Linked DNA regions of Mus musculus: regions 1 and 2 are each linked to region 3. Evidence: chromatin loops called from intact Hi-C (ENCODE). Cell type or tissue: heart. All regions are shown on one strand.

The links. Peaks named below come from ENCODE experiments on the same cell type or tissue, not always from the same donor. Only the 100,000 strongest peaks of a DNase experiment are listed, where the experiment ranks them.
Region 1: it touches region 3 in a loop (3.0-fold over the local background); 6 of 42 quality-filtered maps call a loop at or near these places.
Region 2: it touches region 3 in a loop (2.7-fold over the local background); 3 of 42 quality-filtered maps call a loop at or near these places.

What each region holds. Positions count from the first base shown.
Region 1 is chr9:120,300,487-120,308,486 of GRCm38, reverse strand. Myrip (myosin VIIA and Rab interacting protein) reads right to left here and starts at 4,414. Exons shown (of 17, transcript NM_144557.5): 1 at 4,287-4,414. In heart, a CTCF peak has its summit at 4,975; DNase peaks (open chromatin) are centred at 4,066, 4,576 and 4,946; H3K4me3 peaks cover 2,200 bases; H3K27ac peaks cover 555 bases; H3K27me3 peaks cover 6,666 bases.
Region 2 is chr9:120,283,370-120,291,369 of GRCm38, reverse strand. No RefSeq gene overlaps it. Among named protein-coding and RNA genes, the nearest start is that of Myrip, 17 kb to the left of the region's middle. In heart, no CTCF peak of the experiment used is centred here; no DNase peak of the experiment used is centred here; H3K27me3 peaks cover 1,072 bases.
Region 3 is chr9:120,187,626-120,195,625 of GRCm38, reverse strand. No RefSeq gene overlaps it. Among named protein-coding and RNA genes, the nearest start is that of Gm38642, 23 kb to the left of the region's middle. In heart, a CTCF peak has its summit at 4,005 (motif pointing left); no DNase peak of the experiment used is centred here; H3K4me3 peaks cover 912 bases; H3K27ac peaks cover 686 bases; H3K27me3 peaks cover 1,603 bases.

The DNA of each region.
Region 1 (8,000 bases), 110 kb before region 3:
TCTCAGACCTGGAAAGAGGAAGGCACTGTACAGTACCCAGTGCACCCAAGCACTGCCCATTCTCACCTCCACGTGCTACATCTTCAATGTCAACTGCACCTCATTTGGAAACACGGGAGACACAGCTCTGGCCTGTCTGTCGAGGGTGTTTCCAGAGACATTTAACTGAAGAAGAAAAAGCGAACCTGAAAGTGAGTGACACTGTACCATGAACTGGGGTCCCAAGAAAACTGGGTGGGGCACCAGCATCATCTTTCCACTTCCTGATGTGGATGCAGATGTGAGATCAGCAACTGTGCTGGCTGGTTTTGTGTGTCAGCTTGACACAGGCTGGAGTTATCATAGAGACAGGAGCTTCAGTTGAGGAAATGCCTCCATGAGATCCAGCTGTAAGGCATTTTCTCAATTAGTGATCAAGGGTGGGAGGGCCCATTGTGGGTGGGACCATCCCTGGGTTGGTAGTCTTGGGTTCTATAAAGAAGCAAGCTGAGCAAGCCAGGGGAAGCAAGCCAGTAAGTAACACCCCTCCATGGCCTCTGCATCAGTCCTGCTTCCTGACCTGCTTGAGTTCCAGTCCTGACTTCCTTTGGTGATGAACAGCAATGTGGAAAATGTAAGCTGAATAAACCCTTTCCTTCCCAACTTGCTTTTGGTCATGATGTTTGTGCAGGAGTAGAAACCCTCACTAAGACAGCAACCTTACATCCGTGATCCCGCAGCCATACCTACCCAGTCATGACAGCGAGCGTCCTGGGACTGTGAGCAAAACAAATCCTTCCTTCCGTAATTGCTCTCAGAAGGAGTTTTGTCACAGTGGTGAGAAAGAATACAGTCACCAAAAGAACACAGCACTCCAAACAGCCTCTGATGACTTGACAACACTCATCGGCACAGGCATCTACAGGGGGCTGCCTCACTTAGCCTTCTCCACGCCAGATCCCACATCCTCACCTCCTCCTCCTCCTGATTTGAACTCTCCCTGCAAGATGCTGAACGTATCCCAGTAACCTATCCATTCCTTAAAACTCACCATAGATAGTGCTCTGTGAAAGAAGCCATTTGGCCTTATGAAAGAGAACCTTCAAACTGTTGGGGGATTCTAGGTTGATATATAACACACATACCTAGCCAAGCTTTCTTTAATACCCCAAGGATGTGCCACCATAGTTCCACAGGACTGAGGAAAAGGCAGCATTGGCCCAGATCACAAAACAGCTCCCAAACCCCAGATGGAGTCTATCCATGGACTTAGTAGTAGGGACCAAAAGGGGCCTTCCGATCAGAGAGCAGAAAACATTATTTATGAACATTATTTGTTTCTGGAGATCCTGGGCTGTTGGATTTTATCCCTGTCGTGATGGTGGGTGTCTGGGTTCTCCAGCTAACATGTGGCCACTATGAGGCAACAGCCCCAACAGGTCGTAGATGAGTTGAAATGTTATGATTCCATCCAACTTTTGACTTTGAGGAATTAGAAATAAAGCCATTCATATTTTTCATTTATATCACACCACTTAAGATGAGAGAGAGATACAGGGAGTAAACTGAACCCCACTGCTATACCCGGGGTCTCCCATCACCCCAATCAAAGAACACTGATCATTCGTGGATGGGGGACAGCCAACCCAGAGCCTAAGATGAGACTTTTTCTACTAGTTGTCTGCCGTAGATAAAGGACTCTTGGTTTGAGCTCGATAAAAAGGAAGGTTTAAAAAAAAATTAAGCCAGAGATGGCTCACACCATTAATACCAGTACTCCAGAGTCTGAGGCAGGGGAACACCACAGGTTTGAGTTCAGCCTGGACTATGTAGAGAATCCCATGAACCCTGAGCTATAGGTAAGACACTGTCTTAAAGGACATAGAACTAGGAAGCTCTTATTTCAGCTTGATAGGCAAATGATGGGATAAAGATGAAGTGAATGTTGCCTGGCCAAACTAAACAAGGTGATAGCTGCCTCTGGGGCTGCTGCCTTTCATGAGTTACAGGGAAACTACGAAGCTTTTTGTTCTTAGTCTGGACACCAGATACACAGGTGTGGCTTGTCTATTAAAATCCATCAAATATACACTCTAAATATTTACTCACTTTATTTTGTTTTATCTGTGTATACATGCCTGGGTGTATATATGTGTGCCATGTGTGTTCTGTGCCTGCAGAGGTCAAAATAGGATGTCAGATTCCCTGGAACTGGAGTTACAGATGGTTATTTGCCAACACACAGGTGCTGAGAATCGAACCCAGGTCCTCTGCAAGAGCAGCCAGTGATCTTAACTGCTGAGCTGTCTGTCCAGCCCTAAATATACACTTTTGAGCTATAAAACTTTTTGTAATTATACTTTAATAACATGTTAAGACAAATTGACCAAGGGCTGAAGACCTTGAGTTCTGCTTTCCCTGAATACCAACTCACTGTCATGTTTTCTTACCCCACTCCCCCACCTCACCACCACCTCACCACCACCTCACCACCACCCCACCCCACCCCGGACATGATCTACAAGACTGCTAGTTTAACACCAGATGTGGCTAGCAGGACATTTTCCCAAACTCGAGTGAATTCCATCCTTCCCTCTCCCACACAGAAAGATAAAATCCAGATCTCAAAAGACTCCTGCCACAGACATCATCTTCAGAGAGACATACATGCTTGACTATATATACACACACATGCCCAGAAACAACCATACACCACGAGGGGGGAGGAGGAGGGGAGGCAATTTCTCCTTAGACCTCCAGAGAGTCCCCAGCTAAAGAGACACAACTTCTAGTTCAGAGGCACCCCCTCCATAGGTGGGGGGAAGATCAGGAAAACAGCTACCCACTGGATTCCAATCTGAAGATGGAAAGCAGTCTTCAAAGCTTTACCAAAACTAAATATCTCTAGAAAAAGATATTTAGATCTGCAAACAGGGTCCTGATGTTGCTGTCAAATCCTTGAAATCACCTCATTTCCATACCACTCCTCCCGAAAGATCCCTTACAACATCTTCCCTCTACCTGGTACCACAACCCCAGCGCTTTTTCACACCGTACCCCGGGAGCCCCAGGAGCGGGGAGGTGGGGGGGAGAGAAAGAAAGAAAGAAATAAAAAAAAAAACGCCTGTCAATTATCCCAGGACTATGTGTAACAGTGTCATCACTGAGTATCAAAACTGCAGCTGGAGGTCAGAGGGTGAGAAGGACATGTGGGAACAGGGAAATGGCAGGGCAGGAGGAACAATCTCTCTCCCGTCCCTGGGAAAGTCTCAAGATAATAAACAAAATGTATATTATAGGTAAGGGGTGGGGCGGATAGAAATGTAGTCCATTTTCAAGGAATTTTAGCGGATGGGAGAGATCTTCAGAGAAAGCTGCTTTTCGGTGTGTCAGCTCCCTCCCTTTGGTGTGTCTTGGAAGAGTGGCTGGGACACACGTCCTGAGGACAAGGTTTATTTGGGAGACCAGAAGCCAAACACAGTCTATGTAAGCCCTGGCGCTTAGCAGAGTCCTCGACTCCACACTCTGCAGAAACATCAGTCAATTGAGTGACTAGAAGAGGATGGAACCTCGGATGCGGCAACTGTGAGCGTTCCCACCACACAAATGCTCCACAGCACGCTCACACGGAAGACAGCCAGACGTTAACCACCCCCCCACCCCCCGAAACCGCTATTGAGACCCTGCGGATGAGCTCGAAACCTCAACAAGTCTCCTGTCTTTGAAGATAGGAGGAACCGAGAAAGAGAGCAGGACGAAGGAACACCTCGCCCAGTGCCTGCCTCACCAGCGCACCTCTCCTCCTCAGGCAACCCGGGGCTGAGCCCAGACGCAGTCTGCCTTGGGGGTTAACGCTGTGCCCTGGCCATGACCTTCGGCGAGTACCTAATTAGCCCCATTTTACAAACATTAAGAGTCTAAAAGAGTCACGTGGTCCATGCTGGCCAGCTGCCGGGTGCGCACCGGGTGGTTTGAGGCGCCCGCCGGTGCGCGGATCCCTTAGCAAGGTGCGCGGCGCACCGCATCCCGAGCGCTACGTGGCCATCGGGGAAACGCAGGGGTCAGCTCCCGCCCCCGTAGCCACGGAAAGAGGCGGATCTGACTCTGTCGAGGCTAAGTCCAAGACCCCACCGTCCCCTCCGCACAGGCAGGCTGGCCATGTCCCGCAGCCCTGGCCCCAGACGCGCACCAGGTGCGGGGGACCGCGCGCGCGACATCTTCAGACACCCACCCCAAAAGTTGCGGCAACGTGGCAGGGAAGCATGGCATCGAGCTGCGGGCGCGGAGGGGAGAGCTGGAGGACTCACCCGGGGTGGCCGGCCTGGAGTGGGTCCGCGGCGGAGCTCATGGATGGCGGCCAGGCTCACAGCCACCGCGCCTCGGATGGCCCCGGGTCACCTGCCGCAGCCTGCGTCCAGCGCGCGATCCCGAGGCTGCAGATCGCCGGTGCGCCCGAGCTGGGGCCGCAGTCACAGCGGGAGCCGGGCAGCGCGGGCAGGACGAGGGCGCGCGGCGCGAGGGAGGCGCCCGCTCCAGGCTCCCAGCCAGCGCCAGCCCAAGCCACTGCGGCCGCCGCCACCTGCGGGCCCCGCTGACCGCCAATCACAGGCGCCCGGGGCGGCGGCGCGTGCGGAGGCGGGGCGGGGGCGCGTGCGGGGCGGCTGGCGGGAGCGGCGGCGACACCAGCGCGCCTGCGCCGGGACACCGGCCGCCTACCCCGCGGGTTCCTCGCGAGCTCCCCGGGTGCGCGGGTGGCACGCGCCGGGAGGGGCGGGGCGCATAGGGAAGAGGCGGGGCTGGGGCTGCGCGCACCCGGGTCGTTGCGGGCTGCGGCGCAGTGCGGTGCGGGGGTCGCGATCGTGAGCACCCCTACTCAACCAGCCCTAGCTTCAGGTCATCCCTAGTATTGAAGTCAGGCTCTGCATCCTTGGAGACCCGCCCGCTTGAAGGATGGGTCACCGCAACCTGGGCCTTCTTAGTCCTAGGAACAGCGCGACCTGCTGGCTCCAGCCTCACCAAAGACTCGTGGCCCGCCTGCATCAACATCTTTCACTTCACTGCCCCCCACCCCAAGGTATTTTTAAGGCACCGTTGTGATTCCGGTCTGGATTACGTTCTTCTCCAGGGAATTTACTGAGCTAGCCACGCTCGCTCATTCAACACACACTGACTACCTCGCACTTGGCTCAGGGGGTTCTAATCCTGTGTGCGCCCCCATAACCGCTGCACCTCTGGGATAGTGAGTCCTGGAATACTGCCAGTGAGGAGTGCTCTGGGGCGCGTGCTTGCAGTCCATGGTCCCCAAAGGATGACAAGGAGTTGAGATTGTCCTGCAATCTAGGGCCGCACTTGCTCATCCAGCAAGCCCAGGGCCCCGGATATTGAGACCAACTACTTAAGCCTCAGCAGCGTCGACTGGGGAACACCTGTCAGTGTCAACTGCCTGGCAGCAGCGACTCCGTCAGAATAAAGCTTCTATAGCGCTACGGCGGTGATTTCAAAATCTAAATCTCAGTTCTAAATCTCATAGGTCAATGAGCTGAGGTCGTGTCCTATGTAAATGCATGCAAGGTAGATGGGGGGGGGGGGAAGCGCCTTTGCGGAGCAACGAGGGAGGAAAATTAAGAACGTGTAAGGCATTAAATTGGTTTCTCTAAAGAAACGGTTTCCTCCCTTGAGGGATTTTTAAACTGCTAAAATGAAAGAAAGCTTATTTTGTGTACATTTTACTTATTTTCCGTTCTAAATCTGTTTATGTAGGCCCGGTTAGTATCCACACAGTCCAACATTCAACCGTTCACAAGACTCCCTCCTACCTTTGTCTGCCAGTGTCTCAGCTCCTGCCACTGAGCACAACCAAAGTGTGCTCTCTCTGGGGGAAAGCTATGTGTTATGATTGTGATGATCAATTGCAACTGTCAACTTGAGACAAACTAGAACCACCTACGAGGTGGTCCTCTGGGCATTCCACCGCAGGATTATCTTGATTATGGGGAGACCCGTCAGCTGTGGGCGGCACCATCCCCTAGGCTGGAATTACAAGATTCCAGGACTGAGTTCAGTCTTCTGTTTCCCAGAGTGCATGTTACATCACCCAACAAAATCCCCCTGCCCTGGGCTGGAGAGATGGCTCATGAGTTAATAGCACGGTCTGCTCTTTCAGAGGACCAGAGTTTGAGTCCCAGCACCCACATGTCAGATCACAACTATCTGTAACTCCAATTCCAGGGAATCCGAAGCCTTCTGACCACATGAAGAAGGCGTGCAAATAGCAGGCAGACCTATATACAGGCAAAATACTCATAAAATAAAAATAAAATACCTATGTACTTCTTGAACAAATCCAGTCTGTACGCACTGTAAAGGCTGCAATGATTTTTAAATATTTATTGTATGTGTTCATGGGCATTCAGATGCCAAGGCATGCACGTGGAAGTGTGAGGTTTTGAATGAAAGTGGCCCCCATAGGCTCATAGGGAGTGGCACTATTAGGAGCAGTGACCATGAAGTAGGTATGCCCTTGTTGGAGGTGTGTCCCTGGAGGTGGGCTTTGAGGTTTCTGAAGCCCAAGCCAGGCCCAGTGTCACTCTCTTTTCCCGTTGCCTGTGGATCCAGATGCAGAGCTCTCGGCTACCTCTCCAGCACCATGTCTGCCTGCACACCACCATGCTTCCTGCCACTACAGTAATGGACTAAACCTTTGAACCTGTAAGCCAGCCCTAGTTAGATGTTTTCTTTTGTAAGAGCACCCATGGGTATGGTGTCTTATCCAGCAATAGAAACCCTAAGGAACTAGACAACATTTGAGAGTTGGTTCTTGTCTTAGTCAGGGTTTCTATTCTTGCACAAACATCATGACCAAGAAACAAGTTGGGGAGGAAAGGGTTAATAAGCTTACACTTCCACATTGCTGTTCATCACCAAAGGAAGTCAGGACTGGAACTCAAGCAGGTCAGGAAGCAGAAGCTGATGCAGAGGCCATGGAGGGATGTTACTTACCGGCTTGCTTCCCTTGGCTTGCTCAGCTTGCTTTCTTATAGAACCCAGGATCACCAATCCAGGTGTGACACCACCCACAATGGGCCCTCCCACCCCTGATCACTAATTGAGAAAATGCCTTACAGCTGGATCTCATGGAGGCATTTCCCCAAGGGAGGCTCCTTTCTCTGTGATAACTTCAGCTTGTGTTAAGTTGACACACAAAACCAGCCAGCACAGTTCTCTTCTTACAGCATGTGCAAAGATTAAATGCTAGGTCACCAGGTACCCTTTATCACTGAGCCATCTCAAGGAACAAAGACTGGGGTATTCCAACAGTTTGTAAGCCAAGAAGATGAGATGGGCAGGGTGGTGAAAACCAGCCAGTGTTTACCTCTTGCACCTGCCCCCTTACTGGGGATTCACACCCCCTTGCTGGGGAGCCACGCCCCCTTGCTGGCCAACAGGGAGCCACTTTACCTCTCAGGGGGCCTTTGCAAATTCTCTGACCTCTAGGAACACACATTCACACATACACACATTTACATACATATACACACATATTCACACTCACACACATATACACACAATCACACACTCTCACACAAATTCACACATACATACTTATATATACATTTACACACACATAAACATATTCACACATACACATATTCATACACACTCACACACACATATTTATACACACACAAATATTCATACACATACCCATACACTCACCCATTCACACACTCACACAATACACACATATACACACATTGACACACTTGTACACACATATTCACACTCATACACATATATACACATACTCACACACATACACACGCTCACACATAACACACATATTCACATTCACACACACATATCAACAAACACATATTCACACACATACACACACTCTCTCTAGAATCTAGGAGTCACATATGAGAGATAATATACATCATTTCTCTTTCTCTGCTCTGGTTAACCTCACATGATATTTTCCAGAGCCATCCATTTTCCCATGAATTTCATAATTTCATTTC
Region 2 (8,000 bases), 96 kb before region 3:
TAGGTATTGATTTGAGTATGGGGGAGTGCACATGTGCCACGGGGCACCTGTGGAGGTCAGATGTCAGCTTGCAGAACTCATTTTGTCTGACCATGTGGTCCCAGGGATCAAACTCAGGTCACCAGATGCTTTTATTCCCTAGCTATCTCACGGGCCAGAAAAACAAAACAAAACAAAACAAAACAAAACAAAACAAAACAAAACATTGTTTTTAAAACTAATGTTTCTGTCACTTGTTGGAGTAGGTGTGTCACTGTGGGCATGGGCTTAAGACCCTCATCCTAGCTCTCTGGAAGTCAGTCTTCCACCAGCAGCCTTCAGATGAAGATGGAGAACTCTCAGCTCTGCCTGCACCATGCCTGCCTGGATGCTGCCATGTTCAAGTCTTAACAATGGACTGAACCTCTGAACCTGTAAGCCATCCCCAATTAAATGTTATCCTTATAAGAGTTGCCTTGGTCATGGTGTCTGTTCACAGCAGCAAACTCTAGCTAAGACACCTATCATGTGCAGAACTAAGACACCTATCATGTGCAGATAAAGGCACAGACATTACAGCAGTGATTTATGACTTCCTCTTAATCTGTCTTAAGAAACTTTTCACAAGAGATTTGTAGTAAGAGGTCATGTGACTAGAGACATAATTTTCTATTTAAATTCTTTCTGACAAACTGTGAGCCACAATGCTATGGGCTGATCATTTACTAGGTGTGCTTGTTTTGTTTTGTTTTGTTTTGTTTTAAGGGGATGTGTGTGTGTGTGCACAGAGAGCAAAGTTTTTGCTGAGTGGACATTCTTGAACACAGTGCACATATGTGCCAGTCTTCATGCGTGCACACACACTTAGTAATACAGAGCTATCTGGTCTCTCTGTGCACACATCCAGATGAGCATGTCAATCACTAGATGCACATACGTGTGTCCATGGTGTGCATTATGTATGTTGATGTTGATGTACACATATGTACATACTGTGGTATTTAGTTTTATGTTGTTTGACCACAAGGAGCCTTCAGTATTTGGTCAAACATTATTCTGGATGTTTCTGTGAGAGCTTGAGGGTGAGATTAACACAGTACCTGAGAAGAAACTTATCCAGTCAGCTGAAATCTGAAAGAGAACACAAGGCTAGCCCTCCCCGGCTGATGGGCCACAGCTGAGATATTGCATTTCCTGCCTTCATCTTGGAGATAGGACTTGTCACCCTCTGCAACCATTGGAGCAAATTTCAGTGTGTGTGTGTGTGTGTGTGTGTGTGTCTGTGTGTCTGTGTGTAATATGTGTGTACAGGTGTACATTGTGTGGATATGGAAGGCCAGCCTTGGGTATCATTCCTCAAATGCCATCCACCTTGGGTTATGAGGACTTACATTTGATCTCTGACACTTACATAGAGAAACCCTGGTTTGTCTGGGGTTCTGGGGCTGACAGGAAGAGTCAGGAGTCTGCTGACCAGCCACTCTAGCTGAATCAGAGAGTTCTAGGCTCAGTGCAAAACCCTGTTTCAAATAAGATGGAGCCAGGCACAGAGGCACAGAACTTTAATCCAAGCATTCAGGAGGCAGAGGAAGGAGGATCTCTGAATTCTAGGCTAGCCTGGTCTACATAGTGAGTTCCAGGAATATATATGAAGAGACACTGTATCAAAAAAATAAATAAATAAAGATGAGATGGTGAGTGATAGACAAAGTCTCCTGACATCAACATCTGACATCAACACAGGAGGTCAACACCGAAGGTCAATACCTGTTGTCAACACCTGATGTCATCACCTGATGTCAACACTTAGATTCCACATGCAAATGTACACTCTTGTATGTGCACCTTCACACACACACACACACACACACACACACTATGATAAGTACTAAAGGATAAAATGCCACCTAATTTGAAAGAGAAATGACTGCTCTGGGCTACAGTGATCCAGGAAACAGCTGGGGTCCTGGGCCACATCAAAGGGGAGATGAGAAAACCTTATGAACACATGTGTTCATCTCTGCTTCCTGTACTACTGAGATGTGGGAGTGGTGTGCACCCCTGACATTCCCAGCCCTTCAGAGCACCCTGCAGCCATGCATTCCCACCCCGCAGGATGACCCCTCTTGATTGCCAACTTGCTGGGACTTAGAATCACCATAGTAACAAATCTCTGGGTGTGCCTGTGAGGGAGTTTCTCAACCCAGCGCTCTCTCTCTCTCTCTCTCTCTCTCCCTCTCTCCCTCTCTCTCTCTCCAGACTGAAGATACAGTGTGCAGCTGGCACATGGCCCTGCCGCCATGCCCTCTTTCTGCACCATGATGGACTGACCCCTCAACTGTGGCCCAAGCAAACCCTTCTGAAAGTTCACTTTGTCAGTCTAGGTTGTCATAGCAATGAGGAAAGTGTCACCCAGCTTCTGAGAACTCCCTCTCTCCTCACTGCTGGGCACTCAACTTTCAGGCGTGCCACCACACCCAGCCTTATATAGGTCCTGACACTTGTGTGGCAAGCACCTTACTGATCCACGCTCCTACCTCTACCTAGCCCTAAAATTCAGGCTTTGATTTTGTGAGTCTCTGTGCTGTGGCCTGAGCACTCCTCTTTCTAACATGCATCTGGGCAACAGCACCACTGTTCATCTTGGAGCCACATGTGGGGTAGTGAGGGCCAGCGGGGCACATCCGACCAACATGGCTGCAAAGAAAATAACCAAAACATAGTCTCACAACTCTTTTAAAACACACACACACACACACACACACACACACACACACACACACACACACATGCAGGCAGATACTCATAAAAGCAAAATTTTAAAATAATAAATGTCAAACATAGTAAAAGTTTGAAGTCTAGGGAACCAGTTGGGACTATAATCATTTTAATTTAGATTCCATGTTTCAGTTTTAAATGATCACAAGTAGGACTTTATTGCCTACAAATGATTAGAAAGCAAATTATTGAGGAAGTTTTCATACAAGGACAGAGGAAGAGTACTTTTCACCAAGCAAAATCTGGAGAGTGAAAACCAAAGTGTTCTCCTTGTGCCAGGAGCTAGCTCATTCCACACACGGGTGCTAAGTGGATTCTGGGGAGAGCTCTGCATCTCTGCCACAGCCTACGCTTTAATAATGTTCTCACCCGGCACCTCAAGGCATAATGAGATTATCTTCCACATGCTAATCCTCTCAGACATCCATCAAGCTGTGGATCTGCTAATCCTTTGGATAGGATAACACCATCCTATAGAAGATCTGCTAATACCATGCTATGGATCCTCTGACACATCCTATGGATGTGTTAGCATTGTCCTATGGGTCACCTTTTCCAAAAGCACAAAGACAAAACCTTTTCCCCAAATCAACATATCCTTCAGTAACCAGGAAAACCTGGAGTTTTCCTTCTTTCCCAGAGAAACAATAAAACTACTACAACCTTTGGATCAGATAACACCAGGCTATGGATCTGCTGACACCAGGCTATGGATCTGCTGACACCAGGCTATAGCTCTCCTAACACCAGGCTATAGATCTGCTAACATCAGGCTATGGATCTTGCTAACACCAGGCTATGGATCTTGCTAACACCAGGCTATGGATCTGCTGACACCAGGCTATAGATCTTGCTAACACCAGGCTATAGATTTGCTAACACCAGGCTATGGATCTTGCTAACACCAGGCTATGGATCTGCTGACACCAGGCTATGGATCTTGCTAACACCAGGCTATGGATATGCTAACACCAGGCTATGGATCTGCTAACACCAGGCTATGGATCTTGCTGACACCAGGCTATAGATCTCCTAACACCAGGCTATAGATCTCCTAACACCAGGCTATAGATCTGCTAACACCAGGCTATGGATCTTGCTAACACCAGGCTATAGATCTGCTAACACCAGGCTATGGATCTGCTGACACCAGGCTATGGATCTGCTGACACCAGGCTATGGATCTGCTGACACCAGGCTATGGATCTTGCTAACACCAGGCTATGGATCTGCTAACACCAGGCTATGGATCTTGCTAACACCAGGCTATGGATCTGCTGACACCAGGCTATAGATCTTGCTAACACCAGGCTATAGATCTGCTAACACCAGGCTATGGATCTTGCTAACACCAGGCTATGGATCTTGCTAACACAATCCTATGCAACAGGAACAGATAGATATCTCATACCTTATACACATCAGTCAGGGCAAAGCTTGGCTTGGGTCCAATGTGCATCCTGCGTTGACATTGAATGTGCATCTCTGTGACCTTGAAGATCTAACAAGAGACCCTGCACTGAGATAATATTGTGGTGTGAGACTACTCCAGGGAATCTGAACAAGTGTCCACTCCCCCTGGGTGGAGAACCAACAACAGACCAATTCTACTACAGTCCAAGCTGGCAAGCTGGGAGGTGACTACCCCATCCCCCAAGAACTTGTCTTTTCATGGTGTCCGTGTCCACTGATAGCTTTTGCCTAAATGAACAGCCACACTGCAGTTTAAGAGGACAATGATCCTGTGGATTTTCTATACCTAACAGTCACTATTCTCCTGTAATACAAATAGTGAGTTTCTCCCATAACAACATCTCTATGTATTAAGCACTAACTCATTAAATCTTTGCTAGTCAACCTGTTCCTTCACATTAGCTTTCATTTGAGAATGTCATACGTGTAGACAATCTGTTTTGATCATATCCCCACCCTGTCCTCCCCTCCAGCTCCTCCACACCCTATCTGCCTTCTAACTTCATGAACTTGTTTTTTTAACCAGCGAGTTGGTGCTGCCTGTGTGTGCCTGGGCGTATACAGCCCTCTGCCTACCAGGGGACATCCAAGAAGAAAACTGACACTCCTCCCCCTGCAACCACCTTTCTCCTTGTCAGTCCAGTTATTCCTTAACTTCCACATGTGTGCTGTGGCATGAGGACACACACACATACATACACACACACACACACAATAAATAAATAAAATAGTAAAAAAAAAATTGAGCATCTTGATTTTGTGGTCAATTACCAGCCGGCATGACAAGCTTCTTTTTAGCTCCCCACCCTAAGTGTTTGCTTGCATGTTCAAAGTTAGCACGTATGGCAGATGGTTTTAGAATGACGGCCACGGGGTGACGATCCCAAGTTCAGCATTCGTTCCCAGGGGGGGTTACCTTCGAGTCGACAGACATGATAGTACCTGTAGTGGCTATTCCTGGTTGTCAACTTGACGATATCTGGAATGAACTGCAATCTAGAATTGGAAGGCTCAACCAGTGATCCTAATCTGGAGGCTGGAGATAAAAGTTTCTGATCTGGATCTTGGCATGGAGATCTTGAGGCCTAGTGAATTCCAGAAGATTAAGACAGGGAGATCTCCAAGTTCAAGGTCACCTGGGATTAAAGGCATGGTGGCACACACCTTTAATCTGGGCTACACCTTCTGCTGGAGACTTACATAAGGACATTGGAAGAAGGAAGACTCTCTCTCTCTCTCCCTCTCTCCCTCTCTCCTTCGCCTGATTGCCGTGTGGGACTGAGCAACTGCTAGATCCTTGGACTTCCATTCACAGCTGCTGCTGACTGTTGTTGGGAGTTGGACTGCAGACTGTAAGTCATCAACAAATTCCTTTACTATACAGAGACCACCCATAAGTTCTGTGACTCTAGAGAACCCTGACTGATACAGTAGGGCACCAGAAGGTTACCCGGCTGAGTTCTCTGCAGCAACACCAATCTGCCCGTGTGATTCATGAGAAGTACCGTTAGATGCATCTGTTAGTGTCTGTGTCTTCATTTTAAGGTTTCCCCTCACAAGCTTATTGGCTTTCTCTTTCCAATTTTATTTCTACTCATATAAAGCACAGGCGTGATTTCAAAGTGGAATTCACACAAATCCAGGTAAGGAGCGACGCGCCTCCACAGCACCCCACCCCCATTCCTGTCTCAGTCAGTTTCATGGCTGTCGGCTTGGCTATGGCTTAGCTTGTAGCTTGGTTTATCCTCGTGTTTCCAGAGCAGCTGTACATTGAGAGTTTTATTTCATTTATCTTACAAAAGGTTGTCTTCACTGTCAACATGACTGGGCTTGGAATCACCTGGGAGACACGGCTCTGGGTGTGTCTGTGAGAGTGTTCCAGAGATGATTAACGGAGAAGGGGATGCCCGTCCTGAATGTGAGCAGCACTGTCCCACATCCTGGGGTCCTAAAGAGAACAGTATGGAAAAATAATTGTCCATCTCCCCCTCGGCTGCTCTCTGCCCTGCGCTGATGTGAGGAGTCTCAGTGCCATGTTCCTGCCACCGTAAACACGCCCACACCTTCCCACCCTGCTGGACTGTCTAAACAGTGGGTCAAAATGAATCTTTCTTTAGCAACTTGCTTTTTAAAAAAAAGATTTATTTATGCATATGAGTTCATGGAGGTCAGACGAGGGGGTTAGATCTCCTAGAATTGGGACTATGGGTGGTTGTGAGCCGCCATGTTGGTGCTGGGAATAGAACCCGCGTCTTCTGAAAGAGCAGTCAGTGCTCTTAACCTCTGAGCCCCCGTAAGCTGCCTTTTTTGGCAGGTATTTTGTTACAACAACAAATATTGGGGGTTATTGGTCTAAAGCTGTGCATACAAATGCTGAATTCTGAACCCCAAGACCTGGTTACTCTCAGACAAGTGAATCCTCACATACACCAGCCTTTGTTGTGGAAACCTTGCTCCCCAATTTAAAGTTATTGGTTAAATAAAAGCGGCTACAGCCAATTAGTGGAGAGAAGAGGTAGGCGGGGCTTCAGCTACCAGGCTGGGGAAGGGTTGCAGGTAGGGTGAGAGAAAGAAAGAGAGAGAGAGGGAGAGGGAGAGAACAAGAGAGAAGGAGAAAGAAGACAGAGAGAGCAGGATTTCTCCATTAGACAGGATAGACCAGGAGCATGTGGCCGGAGAAATGTCCCCTGAGGACAGACTGTTGGAGCCCAAACAGCCTGTGCGAGACTCAAACAGCAAGTAACCTGGAGCACGCAGCTAGGAAATAGCCATTCTACCATAGAAAAATAGTTTAGCGCTAATCGCCCAGTAATTGTGCTAATGCTGATTAAATAAATCATAGGATTATGCGAGGCTGACCAGGTCATAAATAAGAACTAACAGAGTTAATAAATCTATTTTACAGCAACAAACAAATTCACTTATTCACTTTTATATCAATTCGTCTTCGTTAATATTTTCACTCTGAGACTCCAAAGTGCAGGCTTAGAAAGATCAAGCAATTTCTGGGCTCAGCAAGCCAAGCCAAGGAAATGGAACACAGGCTTCCATCCATCCATCCATCCATCCATCCATCCGTGTGCCTTACTGTGCTTTCTAATCTTTGCTGTTTTGTTCATAATTAAAGTTGCTAATTCTCAAATCACAGTTAACAGGCAAAAAAAAAAAAAAAAAGGCATTGATATTTTTATGTTCTGAGAACACTCCTGCTTGTTAGGGAACTGCCTCAGCTCTGTTCGGAGAGGCTGGCATGTTTGATGGGTACTTGGAATCTCCGTGTTGTGGCGAGGTTTGTATCCTGAAAGGTTTTTTTTTTTTTTTTTTTTTTTGAGAGAGAGCTGAACGTACTCGAAAGGTTGCCTGCTTCCTTGCCTTCCCACACGCCTTCTGTTTAGCCCTACTTTCGGCTCCCCAGCCGAGATGCACATCGCCTGCACAGTCTTTAAAATGTGATGTGTTAGATGGTTGATATCACTGTTGAAATCATGGCAACATGGTTCTCTCTGTTCCATCACTGTGAATAGCAGACATGGCCCTTATACCGCTGCACGGGCAATGTGTTGTGTGGTTCTGGGGGTACTCGCATCGACAGCTGTGTGAGCTCTCATGGTTCTGGAATTATCCAATAAGGTTGAGCTAGTGGCCTAGTGCGTCCCAGAGATCCAAGTAGCTCTGGCCCCCCAGTTCTGTGATTCTGAGCAGCTGCGGCCACACCCAGCCTTTTTTTTTTTTTTTTTTTTTAATGTGGCTTCCAATGATTGGCTGTCCTT
Region 3 (8,000 bases):
CTGTGAGAAACTCTGTCTCAAGAAACGCCAGAGATGATGACTAAGGAGCAACACCTGAGGTTGACCCCTGGCCTTCTAAGGAACAATGCCTAAGGCTAGCCCATGGCCTCCTAAGGAACAATGCCTGAGGCTAGCTCAAGGCCTCCTAAGGAACAATGCCTGAGGCTAGCCCATGGCCTCCTAAGGAACAATGCCTGAGGCTAGCCCATGGCCTCCTAAGGAATAATGTCTGAGGCTAGCCCATGGCCTCCTAAGGAACAATGCCTGAGGCTACCCCACAGCCTCCTTAGGAATAATGCCTGAGGTTGGCCCGTGGCCTCTACCCGAGCATATATGTTCACCTGGACTTGCATTTGCACACACAGACACACAAGAGTTGATGGATATTTCCTACCCTTGTAGATTTCCAATACAAATTATTCATCCGAGGACAATGAACCCAACCCTAGCAACACGAATAGGCACTCTAGAGACTAGAGGCCTAACTCCATGGGTAGAACACTTAAGTGTCATTTATGAATCCTACAACACTACACAAAACATGGTGTGGTGGCACAGGACGCAGTAGGTAGAGGAAGGAAGAGCAGCGTTCAAGGTTATCCTCAATTATAAGTTTGAGGGTAGGCTGAGCTACACAAGATGCTGACTCAAAAAAAGAAAAAGACACTTGAAAATTTTATGTTAGTGTGTTCTTTTTTTGTTCTTCTAGTTAATGTGGAAAGTTAGATAAATTAAACTAGAGTTATATATATTGAATAATGAATTCATGCAGAAGTAGCCATCATCCCTAAGAAATTAAATCTCTCTCTCTCTCTCTCTCTCTCTCTCTCTCTCTCTCTCTTTCACACACACACACACACACACACGCTCACACTCACACATTCACACATACACACATACACACACACATATACACACACATACACACACACATACACACACATACACACACCACACGTGTACACACACATACACACACACACCCCACACACCACACACCACACACATACACACACACATACACACACACACACATACACACACACACACACACACACGTACGTACACACACATAAAAACGAGGAGGGCCTTTTGTTTCACTTTGCTTTGTTTTGTTTGTGGTTTTGTGGTGCTGGGGATTGAACCTATGGCCCCTTGTGTGCTGGGACAAGTGTGTTACCACTGAGCTGTATTCCCAGCCCTTTTTAGTTTGTTTGTTTGTTTTGAGACAAGGTTCAGGTAGCCCAGGCTTGCTTTGAACTCTCTGTGTGACCAAGGGTAGCCTTGAGCTCTGGATTTTCCTGCCTTCACTTCCTGAGCACTAAGATCACAGGACAGGGCCACCACCCTGCAAGTGGGGGATTCGTGCCTTTGGAGGAAACTCCGAGCTGACTCTTTTGTAAGGGCCGTGCTCAGCCCACGCAAACAAGCATGAAGACAGCAGGTGAGATCAAGCCAAGCCTCAAAAACAACCCAAGTGGGCTGTGCTTCCATGAAGGAGAATCACAACTGCTGATCTCTTCCAGGTCAGAGGGCAGGACGCTACCTAATTTCCCTAGCGAGATCTCGAGGAGTTGCACCTGGCTGAGTACCGCTACTGAGGAATCAGACTTCATCTGACCAAAGCCATGCAACAGAGTGTGCCCAGCCACGCGTTTGCCTCTGTGGGAAATTAAGACAGGGGCCACCTGTCATTCTTGCTTTCTTCTCCATCTCAGTGTGAATGGAGAGAAGGGGACATATAAAAATCTCTGATTTACTTGACAAAGGGATCTGCCCTCATCGAACAAAACTCTGGAAGCTCAAGGAAAACCACTATTGCAAACTCAAAATGGAGAAAAAATGACTGCCCCAAGTTATCCTCAGACCCTACTCCTCCACACATGAACTGCTACCTCCAAGTGCATACATACATATAGGCATACATGCATACCTGTATACATACATATAGATGTGTATGCGTACATATCTGTATATATACATATAGACATGTATGCATGCATACATATCTGTGTATATACACATATTTACATGCATGCATACCTGCATACATACAGATAGACATGCATGCATACCTGCATATATAAATATATATGTGGAGAGAGAGAGAGATGCATGCATACATACAGACATGTGCTCACACATACTTGCATACATACATATAGACATACATATATACATGTATATATGCATTCATACCTGCACACATACATATCATATCTACATATATACATACAGACATGCACACATGCATACCTATGAACATACATATAGCTATGCACGCATACCTGCATATATACATATATACATGCATGCATACATACATACCTGTATACATACATGTATGGATGGATGCATGGAATATTTTTTATGGGAAAAAATAAAAGTAGTGGAGACAGAGAGGTTTGTTCTTCCTAAAATGGCCGCTCCTGGGGGAGTCCAGGAAGCTGTAGTCCTACTGTGCTTCCTCCTCTCCCTTCTACTCTCCAAGTAGGAAGTCTCACTCTTTCTGCAAGGCTTGCATAACTCCTCTTGGCATATCCTCTTCTTCAGATCTTCGTGTGCATCAAGACCTCCTGGAGTCAGAGCCAAGCTCACAAAAGAGCTCAAAGCTATATCTGCCTGCAAAACACCCTCAGCTGCAGTCTACAGAGTCATGGGCTTTGGCAAAAAATAGCGGAATGCGGAGTTAGCATAGCGCCAGCCATCCACGTGTTCTGAAAGTGGATCAACCACTCTGCAGGCTTGTTCTGCTGACCTCAGGATTTCCTTTTGTCTTTCTGCCTAGCAGGTTCCAGGTTCACGAAGAAGCTGACAGGATGCTTCGAGCACAGGGTGAGGCCTCAGAAGCCAAGCCAAGTGGACTCTGGGCAGGCTACATAGAGACTGGGGCTTGGAAACATTGGGCGACCCCTCCCACTTGGTAATCGCACGCTGTCCAATTCGAGGCAGGATGGAACCTGCCACAGAAGGGAACATATCCAATGTAATTATGACACCGCTTCCCTAAGGATTTTTGTGTTTTTATCCCCATGCTTGTGTGCTCATGAGTGAGTGCAGGCACACGTGTGCCCAGTGCACAGGTGACAATCAGAGGAGAGCTGCAGGTAACTGCCTCACCTTGACTGAATCCAAGTCTCATGTTGTTTCCCGCTACACACAACAGGCTAGCTGGCCTGTGAATTTCTGGGGATTCGCTGCCATCTGCCTCCATCCACAGGAGCAGAGGGATTACTGGATTGTCTTACCGTGTGGGGCTTTCCATGGGTCCCTGGGGTCCAAACTGAGGGTCTCACACTTGCATACCAAGCCTTTGCCCACTAAGCCCTACAGCATCAACGCTGGCCTCATGAGGAGGAGTATTTGTGGGGGGTTCGTTTGTTCTGTTTGCTTGTTGGCCAGCCAGCCTCAATATTTTACAACATGCTGAGTCACTGGTATCACAAATATTTTCTTCTTTTACCATGGCTGTTGTTACCAGGCACCAAACAATGAGACTTCAAGGTCCAAATTAACGTGAGCATCCTGATCAGCACCCCAGCTCCTGTCGCTGTGTAAAGCTGATACCACAAACGTAGGATCTGACCAAGCCTTGGCTTTGCCTGGCTGTTTCTGTCTGCGGTAACCTCAGCCTTGGGGTTAGCTTGTCTGTCCTGTCGATGATGGCTCCATACTCCTCTGGAATGAGAACTCTCCTGAGCTGGGGCTCTGGCCACACCTACACTGGCATGCAGCTTGCTCTTGAGAGCTACGCACGGCTGCTCTGTGTCATCAGCCCGAGGAAGGAAGCAGTAAGCATATCCAGTCCCCCTTCTGCGGGCATTTCCATCAAATCAAAGTCAAGACGAATTCTGACTCAAAAGCTGCCTCTATGACAAAGCTCTCAATTGCCTACTATTCCTGAAGAAGAGAAAAATCTCTCTGTATACCATGAGTATGGTGGTAATTAGAAGCCAACCTTTGTCAGCCTTGGCCCCACTGAAAAGTTCAGAGGTTTCAGGAGAAACTGCAGCCGGTGCTGCCCTCTAGTGGCCGTTTATTCAGGTGTCTTTGGAAAATGGGCTTGAAATTGAGAAAGGCTATGGAGGTGGTGGGGTGGGGGGAGACGATGCAGGGGCTAGGGAGGAGCGGGCAGTGCGAAATGGTCACAGTATTAAACCAGCTCCTAATGACGTATACCCACAGATCAATGCGTCCGTCAGCCCTCAACAGAGAAGCTTCTTTTACAATAGACGGCGGCGATTAACACCGAGACCCACAGAGCCTCCAGGCTGTGAGGAGAGCGAGCGAGAGAGAGAGAGAGAGAGAGAGAGAGAGAGAGAGAGAGAGAGAGAGAGAGAGAGAGAGAGAGAGAGAGAGAGAGAGAGTGTGTGTGTGTGTGTGTGCTCAGCTGAAAAGCGACATCTCCGGAACCGCTGCTGGAGAAAAGGCAGAGAGACTGTAAGATCCAGAGGCAGTGGATAACGAAAGGGAAAGAGACCCATCCGGATACAGCAGGACAGCTGCACATATGAGCTCACCCGTGGCTGTGGCAGCGGTCTCAAGCATTGCACAAACCTAAGCCCACCGAACGCCAGTGTGGAAAGGGGATAAGTGTGAGCCCCACACCTGAGGAGGAGCCATTGGCGGTTAATGGCTGCTAGGAGCGGAAGAGTCCGTCTTCTTTAAGGGTGTGGGCCCTGCTAAGTGAAAGCACCCCGGTCCAGTGGGCACCCACCAGATTATGTGGGTGTGCCAACTGCAGTGACTTGGTGGACTAAAAGGGGGGCAAAATTAGGTGGAGAGGGAAGAGGGGATGAAGAGAATGGGAGAGGCTGGGGACGGGGCAGATATAACTTTGTACAAAATTCTCAAAGAACTAAGAGGAATTGAGGGGGAAAAAAGAGAAAGTCCTACTTTTATTATTGCTTAATGAGTCATTTTTTGTGTGTGTAACTAGACAACTTTTAATCCCCCTTATTCTATGAGTTTTAGAAATTCTGAAGACCCACTTCTGAAAATAACCTTTTCAGTGTAAGTGGACACAAAACTTGTTTGGGGTGATGCGGGATGGGCGGCAGTTTGACTGGGTCTGTTCCTACGGAGGATGTTTCTGGATAACGTGAAAATCTAAGTGTAGACTGATGTGGTGGCGTAGAGAGTTAAAGGGTGGAGACACAGCATGGGCCCCATCCAGTCAGTGTATGGCCCACATAGCCCCGACAAGCTGTGACACTGGCTGCCACTGGACTTGAACCTGTTTATGTTCACAGGCTCTCAGCCTCTGGATTGGAGCTGACACTGTCTTACCCAGGGTTTCTATTTCTGCACAAAACATCATGACCAAGACACAAGTTGGGGAGGAAAGGGTTTATTCAGCTTATACTTCCACATTGCTGTTCATCACCAAAGTCAGTCAGGACTGGAACTCAAGCAGGTCAGGAAGCAGGAGCTGATGCAGAGGCCATGGAGGGATGTTCCTTTCTGGCTTGCTTCCTTGGCTTGCTTAGCCTGCTTTCTTATAGAACCCAAGACTGCCAGCCCAGGGATGGCACCACCAACAAGGGGTCCTTTCCCACTTGATCACTAATTTAGAAAATGCCTTACAGCTGGATCCCATGGGGGCATTTCCTCAAAGGAGGCTCCTTTCTCTGTGATAACTCCAGCCTGTGTCAACTTGGCACACAAAACCAGCCAGTACAGACCCCAATAGGTCTCCCTGGCCTCAGGCTCTTGGGTTTCCTCAGACTCACCATCAGCTCTCATATTCTGGATCCTCAGTTTGTAAGCATGGATATTAGAACTGCTCTGCCTTTGGGCTCACAAGCCAGTTCTTGATAACGAACATCCCCGTGCATACACAGATTGTTTCTATTTCCTGAGAAGTTTGACAAACGAGCTTGACTTCAAGGAATTTGGAGAAAAACAACAAGAAAGTGGTAATCTGGAGACACTGACTCCAGCTAACAAAGTAGGGTGGAGAAAATTGAGAAAGAAATCAAGGAAACCATACCTTTCAAAAGCCTCAAAAGAGTTTGAGGGATAACCAAAGAAGTGAAAGACTTGCACAATAAAAATCTTAAGAATTCAAAGAAAGAAACTGAAGAAGACATCAGAAGATGGAAAGATCTCCCATGCTCATGGATCAGTGGAACTAAGATTGTGAAACGGATACCTACCAAAAACAACCTACAAATTACATGCAATACCTATCAAAATTCCAACATAATTCTCCACAGAACCTGAAAACACAGTTTCAAGCCTCATATGGAAACACAAAACACCCACAATAGCTAAAACAATCCTGAATAATGAAGGAACCAATTGAGGTAACACTATCTTCAATATCAAGTTGTACTATAGAGATATAGTAATAACCACACAGCATTGGCATAAAAATGAACATATTGATTGATGGTATCAGATTGAAAACCCAGACATAATTTTACATACCTATGGTCACCTAGTTTTTAAAATAAATAAATAGCCAAAAACATACACTGGATAAAATACATCACCTTCAACAAATAGTGCTGGATCAAGGACCTCAGTGTAAGGCCAGATACCCTGAAACTGATTAAAGAGAAAGTTGGGAATAGGCTTGAACTCATTGGCACAGAAGAAGACTTTCTGAACGGAACGTCAATAGCACAGGCACTAAGAACAACAACCAATGAATGAGACCTTATGAAGATGAACAGCTTCCATATGGCAAAAGACACCATCATTTGAAAGAGTCAGATGATTAATATCAATACAACAAATGACAATGTGTACAGTCGAGGATGTAGGGTAAGGGGACACTCCAGGCCAGGATGTAAGGTAAGGGGACACTCCTTCATTGCTGGAGGAAGTACACCTTGTATGGCCACTGTGGAAACCAGTTCCTCAGGAGACTGAGAATAAATCTACCTCAAGGTCCAGCTAGACCAGTCTTGGGCATCTACCCAAAGGACCTACAGCCTACTCTAGAGACACTCACCCAACTATGCTTATAGCTGCTCTATTCATAATCACCAGAAACTGGAAACAGCCTAGGTGGGCATTAACTGATGAACAGATAATGACCTTATACAATGGAATATTATTTAGGTGTTAAAAATGAAATTATGACGGAGCCAGAAAAGAGGCATCCCGAGAGGGGTAACCTAGACCCAAAGAGCAAATACTGTATATTTGCCCTTATATTTAGATTTTTCCCTTTTCCAGTGGAGATCCATCGCAGATAGCTTCTTGGTTAGGAGTGGGACTCCATGTCTACTTCCCTCTCTCCATGCTGGGGCTCATCTGTCTGGAACCTGTGAGGGTCTTAGGCACACTGCTGGCTGCTCTGTGAGCTTATCTCAGCCCTGTTGTGCTTGGGAGTCGCTGTTTCCTTGGAGTCATGGTCACCTCTGGCTCTAACAAGCTTTCCACTCCTCTCTGCATAGCTCCCCAAGCCTGGTGGGGAGGGGTTTGATGGAGACAGCCCATTTGGGACTGAGTGCTCCAAAGTCTCTCACTCTCTAAACACTGTCCAGTTGTAGCTCTCCGTGTGGATTCCCATCTTCTTTAAAGCTCCTTGGATGTGGGTCGGGCTTTCTGATCTATGAGCACAGCAGTACGTAAGGAAGAGTCAACTCACTGCTACGTTTCTTTACCAGACTAATAGCAGGTCCCAGGGCTGGGGGAAAACCTCCTCTAGGGTTCTCGGGCACTTCAGCAATGTCAGGAATGGGTTCCTTCTCATGGGGTCGGCCTTAAAGCCAATCAAAAAAGTGGTTGGCTACTCCTGTAACGTTTGTGTTGAGCCAGTCTATCCTACAGGCTGGTCTCAGCCAGGTGATCGGGATGACCACCTGTCCCCTTTGGTAGTCTGCGGAGCATCTTCCAGCACCATGACTGCCAGCTACTTGGTGGGGATGAAGCACCCACAGTTGGGCACCAGCTCAACTTCTTTGCGTTCAATGGCACAGATAAGTGGTATCTTCAGCTTCGGAGCCTTACAGTCAGGTTGTGCAAGGCAGCCAATAGCCTTGGCA